Regions from separate parts of the Mus musculus genome. Here region 2 is linked to region 1. A link is a loop called in an ENCODE intact Hi-C map of the cell type or tissue named here. Cell type or tissue: left cerebral cortex. All regions are shown on one strand. Each heading gives the region's core, and the rest is flanking DNA. Links, peaks and the distances in the headings are about the cores only. Region 1 has its middle 21 kb from the start of Cnga2. Region 2 has its middle 18 kb from the start of Gm52416.

The links. Hi-C counts contacts between places; a loop is a spot of excess contacts. Peaks named below come from ENCODE experiments on the same cell type or tissue, not always from the same donor. Only the 100,000 strongest peaks of a DNase experiment are listed, where the experiment ranks them.
Region 2: a loop joins it to region 1, with 12 times the contacts of the local background. A loop is called at or near these places in 2 of 42 quality-filtered maps.

The regions. Positions count from the first base shown.
Region 1 is chrX:72,011,716-72,014,215 of GRCm38, forward strand. No RefSeq gene overlaps it. Among named protein-coding and RNA genes, the nearest start is that of Cnga2, 21 kb to the left of the region's middle. In left cerebral cortex, for the core only: a CTCF peak has its summit at 1,247 (motif pointing right); DNase peaks (open chromatin) are centred at 170, 722 and 1,223.
Region 2 is chrX:72,890,214-72,902,737 of GRCm38, forward strand. No RefSeq gene overlaps it. Among named protein-coding and RNA genes, the nearest start is that of Gm52416, 18 kb to the left of the region's middle. In left cerebral cortex, for the core only: no CTCF peak of the experiment used is centred there; a DNase peak (open chromatin) is centred at 5,661.

The DNA.
Region 1 (2,500 bases), core at 1-2,500:
CTCAAGTCTTGGGCTTAAGGTGGTAAACAGTAGGGAGTTAGCACTGGTGATGGGTCACTGCTTTGTATGTACTTGGCTTCTCTGTTGTGCTATTATGCTGGAAAGAAGACTGTAAGCCCTTCAGCTTAAGAGAGGCCCAGCCAACAGGGAGAGAAGCCCCTGTATCTAAAGCCCTGGACAGCTGCTTGCCATAATGCTTGTTGCTAAGGCTGCACTGAATTAATGTTTTTACAAACCCTGGAACCTGCACAAGACATTATTCTTGCATGCTTAGAAGAACACTAGTGCCAGAAACAGGTGGCTGGTTATATTGAAAATGCTTACCTTCCTATCAGCAAGAAAGTGGTAGTTTCTCTATGGAGTCTGGTTTACCTTCAGCCAAGCCCTGGAGCTGCTTGCTTGCTTTGACAAAGCAGGGCTCTCTAGGTTTAAAAACACAGACTTTAATGCTCAGCTTCCCTTTTCCCAGACATCCTTGTATTTCATCTTCCACAACATTTTTCTGTGCATTAAACATCTATGTTCCCTTAATCTTGAGTGTGAGGTGTGTGTGTGTGTGTGTGTGTGTGTGTGTGTGCACACGTGTGCGTGTGCACGCGTGTGTGTTTGTGTCTTGTTTTTGTGAGTCTGTTTGGGACATGGCACAGACATCCGGTGAGCCTTTGGACGTCAGCCTAGTCAGACAGTGTCTATTTCTGACCAAGCCCCATCCACCCCCTTTCCTCTGTTCTCTCAGCAAGATCGTGACTCTCTGCTGCTTGTTGCTGGCCGCCACCCCCGCCTCTTTCTGTAACTGGCTGTAGTGAAAGAGCTGAAATACATTTTCCATTGTGTGCTATGTTTATTCAGTACAACATGATGTTCTCTGCTCTTAGTTTACAAATGTTTAAATTGGAATGGTTTTATTTTCTTCTGAAAATATCCACCGAAGATAATTTGCCCCACTTGTGCATGACCATCAATTTTCTTTTGTATTGGTGACCTATAGAAAACAAAAGCCCCTGCTGTCCCTCACTTTTTCTTCCCTTTCTGTCTGACCCTTGTTGGTCACAGCTTCTCTTACAGACTGCCACTCCCATCCTGGATCAGGCAGACTTAATCAGCAGCATTAATCGATCTGTTTCATAGCTTGAAGCTGAAAGATGGGACACTTGTCACATCCTTTTTTGGAGGGAGATCAATGTAGAGGGATCTCCCCACTGTTTTGTCCAATAACAAGGAAGTCCTCAGGGCACAGAAAAGGAACCCAACCACCAGAGGGCGAACTGACATCAGGAAAATGGGACGGGTTATTGTGTTTTACAGCCCCTTTATAGCACACACACATACAGATGCCCCCTTTACAGCACACACACAGAGACACAAACAGACACACATACACACCACACATAGGCCCATAACACACACCAACCAGGCCTACTTCAGCAGTTAGGTGACACCTTTAGGGCTTCACATGGCTGTTGGTGAAGTCTCTTTTCCAGGACCTCTACAACTTCTACTCCACTTGTCCTAGCCTAAGCTAATATCAGGTCTCTGCTGGATAGCTTCAGTCACGACTAAAGAGATGTGTGGCTTCCGACCTTGTCCTTCATAGTCCATTATTTATAAGAAAATTATATTCTGTCACTTTACTTAAAATATCCCAGTGGGTTTCTATTATTCTGATGATAAAACTCAAACTCATGGCTCCAGTTCCATCATCCTAAAAGATATGGCCCTGCTAGGATCTCTGACCCTGCTGAATCCTTTTAACAACCTTCTTATTTCCACCCCAGGCTTCTAGTCTCCTTTTGATTTCTCACATACACTAAGTGTCCTTCTCCTCTATAGCCTCACACTTGATCTGACTCTGTCTCTCAGTGTGTGTGTGTGTGTGTGTGTGTGTGTGTGTGTGTCCCAGAGATCTTGTCAAGACTGGCTCTTTTGTCTTTAGATCTCCTTTGGAGATCAACTCTGAAAAGATTCCATGCTACTCTGTATTGCCACCTTATTTGACTTTCCTTTTAAGTACTTAGCACAATCTTCATATCAGCAACCCAAGATAGGTATTTTGTTGTTTTCCTACTACATCTGCAGCATCTATAGCAGCCATTGGAATGTTAGTGTTCTCTAAATGGAAATGCTAGTAGTCTTAAGGCAGTGCCTTCTTTTGCTCTCTCCATTGAGTTAGACCCTACACCCTCAGCCTCATTTCCCTGCCTGTTCTTAGTCCTGGGTATACTTATCCAAACATAACTCATGGACATTCCATTACCTATCCCAGAACTGTTTTATAAGAAATTCAGCTTCTTATTTCTTTTTTTTAAATATTTTTTAATTACATATTTTCCTCAATTACATTTCCAATGCTATCCCAAAAGTCCCCCATACCACCCCCCCCACTTCCCTACCCACCCATTCCCACTTTTTGGCACTGGCGTTTCCCTGTACTGGGGCATATAAAATTTGCGTGTCCAATGGGCCTCTCTTTCCAGTGATGGCCGACTAGGCCATCTTTTGA
Region 2 (12,524 bases), core at 4,153-6,652, 880 kb after region 1:
GATAAATGATGGATTCCCCCTAGTCATATAGAATCTCATCAGTTAACCTTTCCTATCCTATAGAACCTCCAAAGATTCCAAGACCATGTGCAATTAGAGCAGAATTGTGTACAAGTGTCTGGAAAACATGGCTAATATTCCAGAGAGGATCCAATGGCTCTCCCTATACCCTCCTACTGTTAGGGAACATCAGTGGTCAACAGGTTCTTGATGGCAATAGTCTCTTGCAAGCTGGCACAGCTGAGCTAGTGAAAGTGGCAGCTGTTTGGCTCAAAGAATGGTACTCTTTAACAGAAGCCATTGTTTAATGGATGTCTAAGATTGTATGATGGGAAAATTATTCTTGGGAATACTAACATGCAAGAAGATGGCAAAATGAAGGTGGATTATTTTAGATAAGCAGTGACTATATAGCATGAGTAATAATGAAATTTTTGATTCATGGAGAAGAGAAATAAGATACAATAACTGTAAAACAATAGCAAATTTTTCTAAGATGCTTGTGCAGTTTAAGAGGAGAGGAGAGAGAGCCAGTCATTATAGTTTTGAGGAGCTAATTTAGAATGTTGAATATTTAAAGAGCAACTTGAGCTCAGGAAACTAGAAAATATGAAAATTTGTTTAAGTTCACTGGATGTTCAATACAATTTACTTGAATGAACAACTAAGTGAGAAAAACCATCAATGTGGCCTCTTTCTCCGTGTTGCCAAACACAGACTTATTTTTATTTCTGTTCTCTAGCTCACCTGGAAATAGGTTTGCATCTTTTTTGGACTAGCAGTAAAGACAGTTGGAAGTGGGTCTCCTGACAAAGGAGCCTGGGAAAATGCATTGCCTTTCTGATGTTGAAGTTCTGTGGTCTGTGAAGATTGCACAGCCAGAGGCTCAGGGTTTAATGCCCCATCTCCAGATATTCTCTTGTAGATTGTGGCACATAGGCTTCTCTGGATATGCTCTCCTTGGTTCTCAATATACCTAGTGACACTGCATTGAAAAAAAAAACAGATTTTTCCTTTCTTAGCAGATATCAGTTCCAAATAGTTTTCTTGCATAGGTATGAGATCTTGTATCTAGTATAACCCTTCCCCATCCCAGTGCTGGGATCCTCCCGGAGCTGGGTGCTGTCTGGATTGAACCTGTGCAGGCCTCTTGTGTGTTTCCACAATCTCTCAAAGTTCATATGTGTTTCAGTCCTATTATGCCTGGAAAAATACAAGGTTTATTTGGAGTCATCCATTACCTCTGGTTCTTACAATATTTCTGCCTCCTTTTCCACATAGATCCTTGAGACTTGAAAAGTGGGTTTTAATGAAGACATCCCATTTAGAACTGAGTGCTCCAAAGTCTCTCACTCTCTGCATGTTGTCCAGTTGTGGGTCTCTGTTAATTCCCATTTACTGCAAGGAGAAGCTTCTCTGATGAGGGGTGAGTGATGCAATGATCTGTAGGTATAGCAGTGTGTCATTTGGAGTCATTTTATTGCTATGTTCCTTTAGCAAAATAATAGTATTGTTTTTCCCCTAAGCCTGTCACCTAACTAGTCTCGGATTCTTAGCCATTTAACAGTATCAGGTATAAGTTAACATCTTGTGGAATGGACCTTAAATCTAAAAGTGGCTGGCTATTCCCATCTCCCATAACAAGGCATTTTCAAACCAAAAAGATTGCTTGCTTCTTTGCCTCATGTATGCCTCTTCATCTTTACTTATCATAAAATACATATAACTTTAAATTTATCATTTGAATTACTCTTTAGTAGTAGTTTGATTATTTCACTTAGGGAAATGTCTTCATCCATGTTGTAACATTTGTCATATATCACTTTTTATAGTCAAATAATATACTTTCATGTATATATATCATGTTTTGTTCAGATCTTCATTTACTGATGAACATTTGGCTCATCTTTCCACCTCCTGGTTATTATGAATAAGGCAGAAAAATAAGGGTATAAAATGGAGTGGAAATTTCTAGTCATGTCATGTGATGCATTCATGCAGTTTTGCTGAAGCAAGACCCGTGAGAGGACATGTGATGTTTGTAGAGAGTATAAGTAGGATTCAACAGTGACAGTGCAATTGCATAGCTAGATTTGTAATGCTTTATTGGTCTCGAGTATTTGCTCTCTTGAGAGAGGCATGGCAGAGAACTTTTTTATGACCCAGCTGATGCTGGTTACTCCCACTGCCAACTTGGTGGAGAACTGGTGGTTTCCACTGGATCAAGCCACCACTGATGATTCATGTTTGGTATCCTGACACTACTGGTCTGAACTGCTCATATCCTGACAATAGAGATTGCAATTGCCCCAAAGAACTACTTCTAAACAGGTCCACATCCCCTTGTCCTAATTACTATCTTTTCTCCTCTACCTTTGGACAGTGGGCTAGAAGGGAGGTCGAAGCATTTGAGAACCCTCATTAAAGCATGTTTTGAAAAATCTAAGCCTACAGTAAAAAGTGTCATTATGATCTGAACCCAAATCTTTTTAGTAAGTATATAAGTAGGATTGATGAATCTTATGATAATTGTACTTTTAATTTTTTGAGGGATCCCCATACTGTCATTTGTGGAGATTACACCTTTTCAGAACCCCAGAAGCAGTATATAAGGGTCCCAGCTTTTCCAGATTCTTAGCAACACTTGATATTTTCTATTTTTTTAATTTATTTTTTTATTAGGTATTTTCCTCGTTTACATTTTCAATGCTATCCCAAAAGTCCCCCATACCCACCCCCCCAATCCCCTACCCACCCACTCCCCCTTTTTGGCCCTGGGGTTCCCCTGTACTGGGGCATATAAAGTTTGCAAGTCCAATGGGCCTCTCTTTGCAGTGATGGCCGATTAGGCCATCTTTTGATACATATGCAGCTAGAGACAAGAGCTCCAGGGTACTGGTTAGTTCATATTGTTGTTCCACCTATAGGGTTGCAGTTCCCTTTAGCTCTTTGGGTAATTTCTCTAGCTCCTCCATTGGGGGCTGTGTGATCCATCCAATAGCTGACTGTGATCATCCACTTCTGAGTTTGCTAGGCCCTGGCATAGTCTCACAAGAGACAGCTATATCTGGGTCCTTTCAGCAAAATCTTGCTAGAGTATGCAATGGTGTCAGCGTTTAGAAGCTGATTATGGGATGGATCCCTGCATATGGCAATCACTAGATGATCCATCCTTTCGTCACAGCTCCAAATTTTGTCTCTGTAACTCCTTCCATGGGTGTTTTGTTCCCATTTCTAAGAAGGGGCAAAGTGTCCACACTTTGATCTTTGTTCTTCTTGAATTTCATGCGTTTAGCAAATTGTATCTTATATCTTGGGTATCCTAAGTTTCTGGGCTAATATCCACTTATCAGTGAGTACATATTGTGCGAGTTCCTTTGTGATTGGGTTACCTCACTCAGGATGATGCCCTCCAGGTCCATCCATTTGCCTAGGAATTTCATAAATTCATTCTTTTTAATAGCTGAGTAGTACTCCATTGTGTAAATGTACCACATTTTCTGTATCCATTCCTCTGTTGAGGGGCATCTGGGTTCTTTCAAGCGTCTGGCTATTATAAATAATATAAAATACCTTGGTGTGACTTTAACTAAGGATATTTTCTATTTTTTAAGGGTGCCATTCTGATGGATCACTTTCCATGGAAAGTGGAATCTCATAGTGATCCTGATTGGCTGATGGTGTTGAGCATCTTATTAGCCATTGTGCATGTCATTTATTATACATTTACTTTAAACTTTCTATGCTATTTATGTGTGGGTAGGGAGTATACATGTAGATCAGAAGACAACTTGCTAGAGTCAGTTCTCTCCTTCCATCATGTGGGTCCCAGGAATCTAACTTTGTCTGGTTGTCATACTTGGAGACAAGTGATTTTGCTCACTGCTCCATCTTGTCAGCCCCATACACACTTTATTGGTATAAACTTATTATACACAATGCTGAGTTTCATAAAGGGAATTTCAAATATATCTAATTTTATCCATATTCATTCCCCCTCTTTCCCCTTCCACTAGTTTCTTTCTTATGTAAATGAGAAAAGGCATGCAATATATGCTTTTCTGAGTTTGACTTATTTCACTCAATATGATTATCTCCAGCCACATCAGTTTTCCAGCAAATAACATAATTCCAATCTTCTTTGTGGCTGAATAAAATTTTATTGTATGTTCTTTAGAGAAATAGCTAATTAAACCATCTATCTATTTTAATTTGTTTTAAATTTATGTATTAATGTTTTGCCTCTGTGTAAATGCACGTGCATGCAGGACCAGAAGAGGGGATTGGATGCCCTGGGACTGGTGTTAGCAGATAGTTGTGAGCTGCCATATGGATATTGGGAAACTCAGATCTTCTAAAAGAGCAATGTGTCCTTTTCACCACATCTCCTTAACACTTCATCAGTCTATTTTTTTAAACATAAAACATGGTTGTTGTCCAGTTGTAAAAGTTATTTGTGTATAGCCGATAACAGATATATTATCAGATATATTAACTATAAATGCTTTCTGTCATTTCATTGATTGCCATTTTACTCTAATGATTGTTTTCTTTGGTATGTTGGTATGTTTTACTTTTGAAGTAGCCTCATTTATCTGATTGTTCTTTGGTCATGTGTATATTTTGATGCCATATTTTTAAAAGCTATTATATCTAATATAATGAAGCTCTTTTTTCCCATTTTTTCTATATGCTTTATAGTTCTGTCCCATAATTTAAGTCTTTGATTCATTTAAGTTAATTTATATGCATGGTATATAGTGAGACTCCAGCATGGTTCTTTGACTTATGTATATTCAGCTGTTCCCAGCATTATTTGTTTAAATAGCTCAGCTCTTGAAAGATGTTACAGCTACACATGATTGTCTGTGTTCAAGCCCAGAGTCCACAACATCCATAAAGTTTAGAGAGTCTGTGGAATTAAATTTGGGAGAGTATTTTTTTTCTTTTAACAACCTCTAACTGAAATTTAGCTTTGCCAATTAAGGGTGCAAACAGTAAAGGTAATAATCAGGACTTTGTCGTCAAGAGAAATCCCTAGTATCCTCAGTACTCGTGGCAGTAACTCTTTCCAAATATCCTTTACACTTGTCAGCACTTTGACAGTAATTAGAGCTGCTACTCCATTTTATTATTTGATAAGTTTTATGACAAAATCATGCTGTAAGAAAAATATTTTAGTAGTTGCAGTCCAATTAAAATTATTTCCTTTCAAAATGTACCTATTTTATTTCATGTATTCAAAAATGTTCTTGCTCTTTCCCCAGACAACCAAAGAGAAGATCTGGTGCCTACTCAGAGTGGGAGGAAACACAAATAAATAGATAGAATGCATTCAGTGATTTCTGTGCTGTGTACACTCGGGACCATGGAAACCCAAGAGACCACATCACTCCAAATTGATCGCCCATTGCTTAGAGGTTTCTATGTGGTGAGGATAGCACTATTGATTCATAATTCTTGCAGGCAGGCTCTGGCCCTGCTCATTTGTTTGCTCCTCTGTGCAGAATCATAAGATACAGTGAAAACAGCCCTGCCCCCTTTGGTAGCAGCAGATCAGCTCCCTTCCCCCTCTTCTGCTGATACCAGATATGTTCAGCTATAGGAGAAAAGATGCTGCATGAGCTCTCAGTAACTATGGAAATCCCAGGGTTTCCCTAGCAACAGCTCCAAATGGGTCTTGTTGCTAGGGAACACAGGGATTTCCCAGGCTACCAAAGAACAAAAGTGCTGTAGCTCTAACGCATAAATGTGAGCTCAACTATGAGTCTGAGCCCCGTAGGGACTGATGTCGACCCTTGATTCTGATGCTTTCAGAGTACCCAAGGCCAAGTGAAGTGAAAAGGGAAGGGGATACACAGTGGGCAAGGGAATCCAGAGTAGGTGCTGAGGAGTGCTATTTGTATGCAAACTATCAGAGAAGTCTAAATGTGCCCAACAGATACCTAGAAGTGGACGACTTTATTTTGGAAATGAACTCAGTTTTGTAGCATAGCATTTGACTGTTCATCACACAGTGCACACCTGTACAATTTCAAGAGAAGGGAGATGGCTGGAAGCCAGACTGGTTTCATGGTTGTGTAGTCTAGGTAGTCACACATGGAATCTGCACACTTAGTTTTAAGACTCAGCTATTACTGACTTAAAGGGCTTAATAACTTTGTTCTAGTTGTTTGTGTGTGTGAAAGGCATACAATTCCATGTGTGTATCTCTGTGTGCAGAGGCCAGAGATCACTATCAAGTGTCTTTATCACTTTTGAGTCAGGATCTCTTATTGAACCTAGAGCTCACCAATTAGCTGTGTTAACTGCCCATTGAGCTCTCAGGATCTGTCTCTATTTCCCCCCATCCGGGGCTGCAGTTGTAGGTAACACACTGCCATACCCTGATTTTACATGGGTTCTGAGGTCTAAACTCAGAAACTCAGAACCTCATGGTTGTGCAGCAAGCATTTTACCCACTGAACCATCTCCCCAACACCTTAACGTTTTTCAAGGAAAAAAAAAGGAAAAGGTAATACTAAACACATTTTTAAAGCCATATGGAAGCCCACTACAGTAGTGGCTTTCTAGAAATGGGGGACATGATTATTTTACAGTGAGTCCCACAAATTATGTATAACTCCTAGAACTGCCATTTTACAAAGGAGAAAACTGAACTATAGGGGAACAGGTATGATGAGCTTAAGTTCACATGCCAGCTCCCTTGCAGGGCCAATAGATTGTCCTTAACTATCTTTGGGCATCAGTAGACAATTTGATTCAAAGAGGCATCAGTATGAGGAGACTCTCTTGGGATGTCCACAGCAGAAAACTGGGGGTTATAGAAAGCACGATTCTGTCACCTGTTCTGGGATTCAACTCAGAAGTAGAAGAAACAAGATTTTGGAGAGCTTCCTGTCTCACATAAAAATGGACAAAGACAATGCCTACTCTGTCTCTATCTTGAACCCCTTGGCTCCTCCCACGTCTCAGAAACAGTTTGCTTCCTCTTGCCTTAGATTTTGTCTAAAGTAGCTAGTTTCCATCTCTGTTCCTGATCCTTAATCATTAATTTTAGGGCCATTAAAGCTTCATATAACACTCTACACACATTCAGTGAGGTCATGTCAGACCCTAAGGTAATATTTATAAGGACTGAATTTTTCTCTCTCCTAAATCCATATCCTGAAGTCCTAATACCCAGTACTACAGAATGTAATTGTCCTTAGTGAAAGACCTTCTAATGAAGCAACCAAAGTAGAATAAGGTTTGTATGGTAGATCCTAATGCATTGTGACTTGTTTCCTTAGGAGATAGAAACACAGATGATACAGATGATACAGATACAGATAGATACAGATACAGATACAGATACAGATACAGATACAGATACAGATACAGATACAGATAGATACAGATACAGATACAGATACAGATACAGATACAGATACAGATACAGATACAGATACAGATACAGATACAGATACAGATACAGATACAGACAGAATGAATTAAGCTAAGTGCATAGTAAAGAGAAAGGGCTCGGGATAAAGCAACTCTGTGCACACTTTGATATTGGACTTCTGGCCTCTAAAACTATGAGTCAATAGATATCTGTGCCTTGAACCACAGCTGTTTAAATGACCCAGTCTGCCTTATTTTGGAGGACCACTATAAAAACCTTCCCTCACTTTGCTCCTAGGAAGTAAAATTTATGGCTGTTTCAGAGGGACCTGAAGCTCTGAGGGGTAAAATATATACAGGCTCTATGGCAGCCACAGCAAGTCTGGAATTTGGTGTAGCCTCACTTCAAGTATATGGGTACAACTTGCCTAGCCTTGTTGAGACTATACCCCTAGATCACCCAATATGGAAAATCTGCAGTCATTATCAAGATACATCCGTCTCTTGTTTCATTGTGGGCTTGGGGCCTTCCCTGAGGCCTATAACTCCCACATTTCCCCTGTGGCTACAATTTCTGAAAGTTTCTTTTTGCTTTACACCCCTATCCCAAGCTGAGATGACTGTCCAACCTAGATACAATGATGCTCCCAAACATTGATGCACACATGTCTGTATCAGAAACAGTCCACTTTCTAGCATTTCTTCTTAATAGCTAAGCCAATTGCCATATGCATGAGTCTGTTTCCAGGGTAGTTGTTTGTCCAACAGTCTGTTTACTTGTTCCTGGGTCTATATACATGCTTATTTCCCTGTAAATTTCAAACATTCACAAGTTTCTCCCATCCATTTTTTTCTATTCCCATCTTGAATATCATCTTGTCTGGACACTAGCTGCTATCCTATATCCTTTCACCATTTTACAAATTCTCAAAAAATGTTTCTATATAGATATAGGTATAGATACACACACACACACACACACACACACACACACACATATATATATATATATATACATATATATATATATATGTATATATTCTCTATGCTACTAAATCTAAAGACAATAATATTACAGCCCTCCCAGAGTGTTCTCTTGGCCCTGTGGCCTTGCAGTTAGATTTCCTTCAGTCACTTTGCCTATCTTTAGCCTCCTATCTTTGCTCTTCCTCTTTCTATTTCTTAAACACTGAGGGTCTGGGATGTTTGGCCTATGATACTTCTCTTAGAATTCTCACCACACAGCTTCCCTAGGAGAACTTCCTGAACGTACATTTCACTCATTACATATACATATACAATGTCACCAGTCATCACTTCCTTTCCTCCTTTACATGTAGCTACATTCCCAGAATCTTACTATTGGGATTCCCTTGGGTTATCATGTGGCCACTTACCATCAAATGTGATGGGGACAAGTGGTCGGATGACACTTTCAGGTCTGGCCACATATTATCCTTAATGTGCTTTCCTCTCATTTATTTTCCAGGTACAAAAATGGAAGATCTGTGAATATCTATGGGCCACTGGAGCTACAAACAAGAGAAAGCTGGGTCCCTAAAAGCGTTCATGGAGAAAATGTCAACCTTTATCCCAACTCTCCTCCATCAGCTTAGAGACACAGCACAGCTAGAAAATAATCCTTGATTGAATAAGTTCACTGAGATGCAGAAATTATTTGATGCAGCAATGAGCCTAGTCTAGCTAATATACTGTGTAACTAGTTACAAGAAATTACACTATCTAGTTACAGGCTCATACTTCTAAATATAGATCAAATAATTGACAAAGATACCCAAAAGGACAGGCTATATAATTGTAGGAACTGGGATCCAGAAGGGGGTGATAGAGGTGGAGTCATGAACCTGGAAAACAGACTCCAGACTCCAGCATGGAGATGCAAATTTACTGTATGGTACAGTAGCAAATGTGGTTTTTTTTTAATACAGCCTTTGGCTCAATGGGGAATCTACACAAGCTCTGGAGTAATTAACCATCCCACCGTCACTATGGGGAGGTGTCAGGCTGCCAGCACCTGAGGGGACTTGCATAAAGATGGAGGAAGGAGCCACCACCCTGTTCCCAGTCCATTCTGAGGTTCCACTAGTTTGCTAGGATCCTCTATTTTGTGTCACACAGTATGCCAGTGGACATGGGCACTCATATTATCAGAGCAGTATGGAAGAGCCCCAAACCATCTACCAAGGTCTGCAGCACCCACCATACAAACATTTAAGTAGATTAGGAAGTTACAGATTTTATGTATTCATTTAATCATCCAACAAATACATATCAAGTACTCACAGTATAGCAGATACTGTGTTAAGCGCCAAAGCTAAAGTAACAAGCATGGGTAAATAGAGGCCTTAAGCTCACAGTTTTCCGTAACTAAATGACAGGATCCACATGCCTTTATATCTTATCATCGCTACTAGAACTTCTGCAGCACTTGCTCTTTCACTTAAACATACCATCCCCACTTTGTCAAGAGCTTAAACTAGATCTAAAAGCACAGTACCCTTCTGTTAAGAATATTTTTCATACTTATCCTGGAATTATATTCTGGAACATTTATCATTTTAATTACTTCTAACTATATAATTCATTGACACTAAATGTATTCACGATATACTGGTAACCATTACCAGTATATTTACCCAAAACTTTATCATTTCCAACAAAAACTCACTACATGTTAAATATTAATTCACTTCCCTTTCCTCTAGTCTGTGGTAATCTCTTATTTACTATCTGTATGCACTTGCCTGTAGTATGTACCATATATAAGTGTAATAATATATTTGTCATCAGTATCTTGATTTACTCAATAAGCATAGGGTTTTCACTATCCAGACAAGAAGAATTGGTCCACAATATATGAAGATATGATCACAATATATATTACATATAGAGAAATTTACATATATAGAGAAAATTTTCAGTCATAAAGAACAAGGCTATGTCATTAGCAGCAAGTGTTTAAAACACTAAGCCATTATCACTACAGTCCCAGATGTATATAATTTTTTTAAAGGAAATAGCAGGAAAAATATAAAAGAACAAATGTTCCCAATAGGAAGTATGAAATCTAGCACACGTATAATATATATATGCCAATAAAATTACTTTTACAATGTATTTTGTCCCATTTATGGATGAACAATACTCCGTTGTATGGATAAATTATATGTCATTCATTCATCTATCAACAAATGCTTGAATTGCTTGTAGCTTTAGTGTGAGTAATGTGCTAGCAACATGTATGTACAAATCTCTTTGAAAACTTGCTTTTGATTATTTTGGTTATATACTTGGAAGTGTACCTGTATGTATATGCAACAGCATGTCATTCTATATTTCCACAAGCATAATAACAGTTATTTCCCCTTTTTTTAGATTTATTTATTTATTATATGTAAGCACACTGTAGCTGTCTTCAGATGCTCCAGAAGAGGGCGTCAGATCTCATTACAGATGGCTGTGAGCCACCATGTGGTTGCTGGTACTTGAACTCGGGACCTTCAGAAGAGCATCCAGTGCTCTTAACCGCTGAGCCACCTCTCCAGCCCAGTTATTTCCCTTTTTAAAAGCTATATCCATCTGGGACTGGATTGATAATGGCTCAGTGGTTTTTTTTAAAAAAACACTTTCTGGTCATGCACAGGATCTGAGTTTGGTTCCCAGCACTACATCTAGTGCTTCACATCTAGTGATTCAGAACAACATATAACTCCAGCTCCAGGAGATCTGAATGCCTTCTGGCTTCTGTGGCCACATACATGCATATATGCATATATGTACATTTATGTATAGTCTTTTTTAAAAATTACACCCATAAAGTGCTACCTAACAACATTCTAAAGACATGAAAATCATACATGGACACATTCTTGTTGCAAAAAAATTAACCCCACAATGGTATCAGATAGCTAAGGTTTACAGACACTCATGTCTTAGATATGATTGGCTAAGTGCTTGCTGAGTTCCAGTCTTTGATGAAAAGGTTTATATATATCTGCTCTTTTCACTAGCCTCACAATTATAGGAAATAGATTTGTGTTGTTGCTCTAAGAATGAAAAATGTGAGACACAGAAATTACTCTCAAAAATGGAGGGAAAACATAATGCCAGAACAGAATAAAAGGAGAAAGTCAACTGTCAACTCTGGTTACTCCTAAGCTCCTTTCCTGTGTAGAGGAAAAGCATGATTCAAAGCATGGCATGGGTCCTTCAGACCTTGGTCTGTGTAATAAAAGTGCAAGATTATGCACAATATATTTGTTTATTGTCAGTCAAGTTGGTTTCCCTCTGCATTTCACCTTTTTCATTGGTCCTTCTGTTAAAGACATAGAACTTCTGAAGTTTTGACCTAAAACTTATCCCACTGACGGTAAAATGGCTTTTGTGTCTCAGGAAGAGAACCTGTGTTGGGGAATGTTGATTTTAGCAGCTGAAATTGCTATGTATTGGGCAGCACACAATTCTCAGTCACTGCAGGCCTGTTCCAGACTAACCTCATGTCACATATATCTATGTTACACTCTTTCTATACTAATAGTGTGCTAAAGCTACATAGCAATAGAATAATTGATAATGACATATTACTATATCAAAAGATAAGTTCATTGCCCAACCCTCATCTGATAAACATCATCTTTCAGTAGATGCTATTTAACACAGAGATCTACACCTGGAGAGTGTGCAGAGAGTGGGAAATTTTGGATTACTCAACCCTAAATGGGATGCCCATATCAAGTTCCTCACCTCAAGGCTCAGAGATCTATGTGCAAGAAGAGGCAGAAAGACTGTAAGAGCCTCAGGTGGTGGATCACTCTGGTTACTATGAGGAAACAGCATCATCCAGACACAATGAGACTGATACAGTATTAACTCACAGCGACCATGATAGCATGCACAAGATTCAAGCTAGACAAGAATCCCAACATGGGAAAGAGGAAGGAGGAACAAAGTCCCACCCCTAACCAAGCATCTATTTGTAACTGATAGCTACTGGGAGAAGAAAAATCAGTTTTCTTCAATGAAGAAAAAGATTGTTCTCCCTTTTGAAGAAGACTCCAACCATATGAACATGGGAAATAAGTGTAGCTTGATAAAAGATTGCCCTCTGCTGGCTGTGT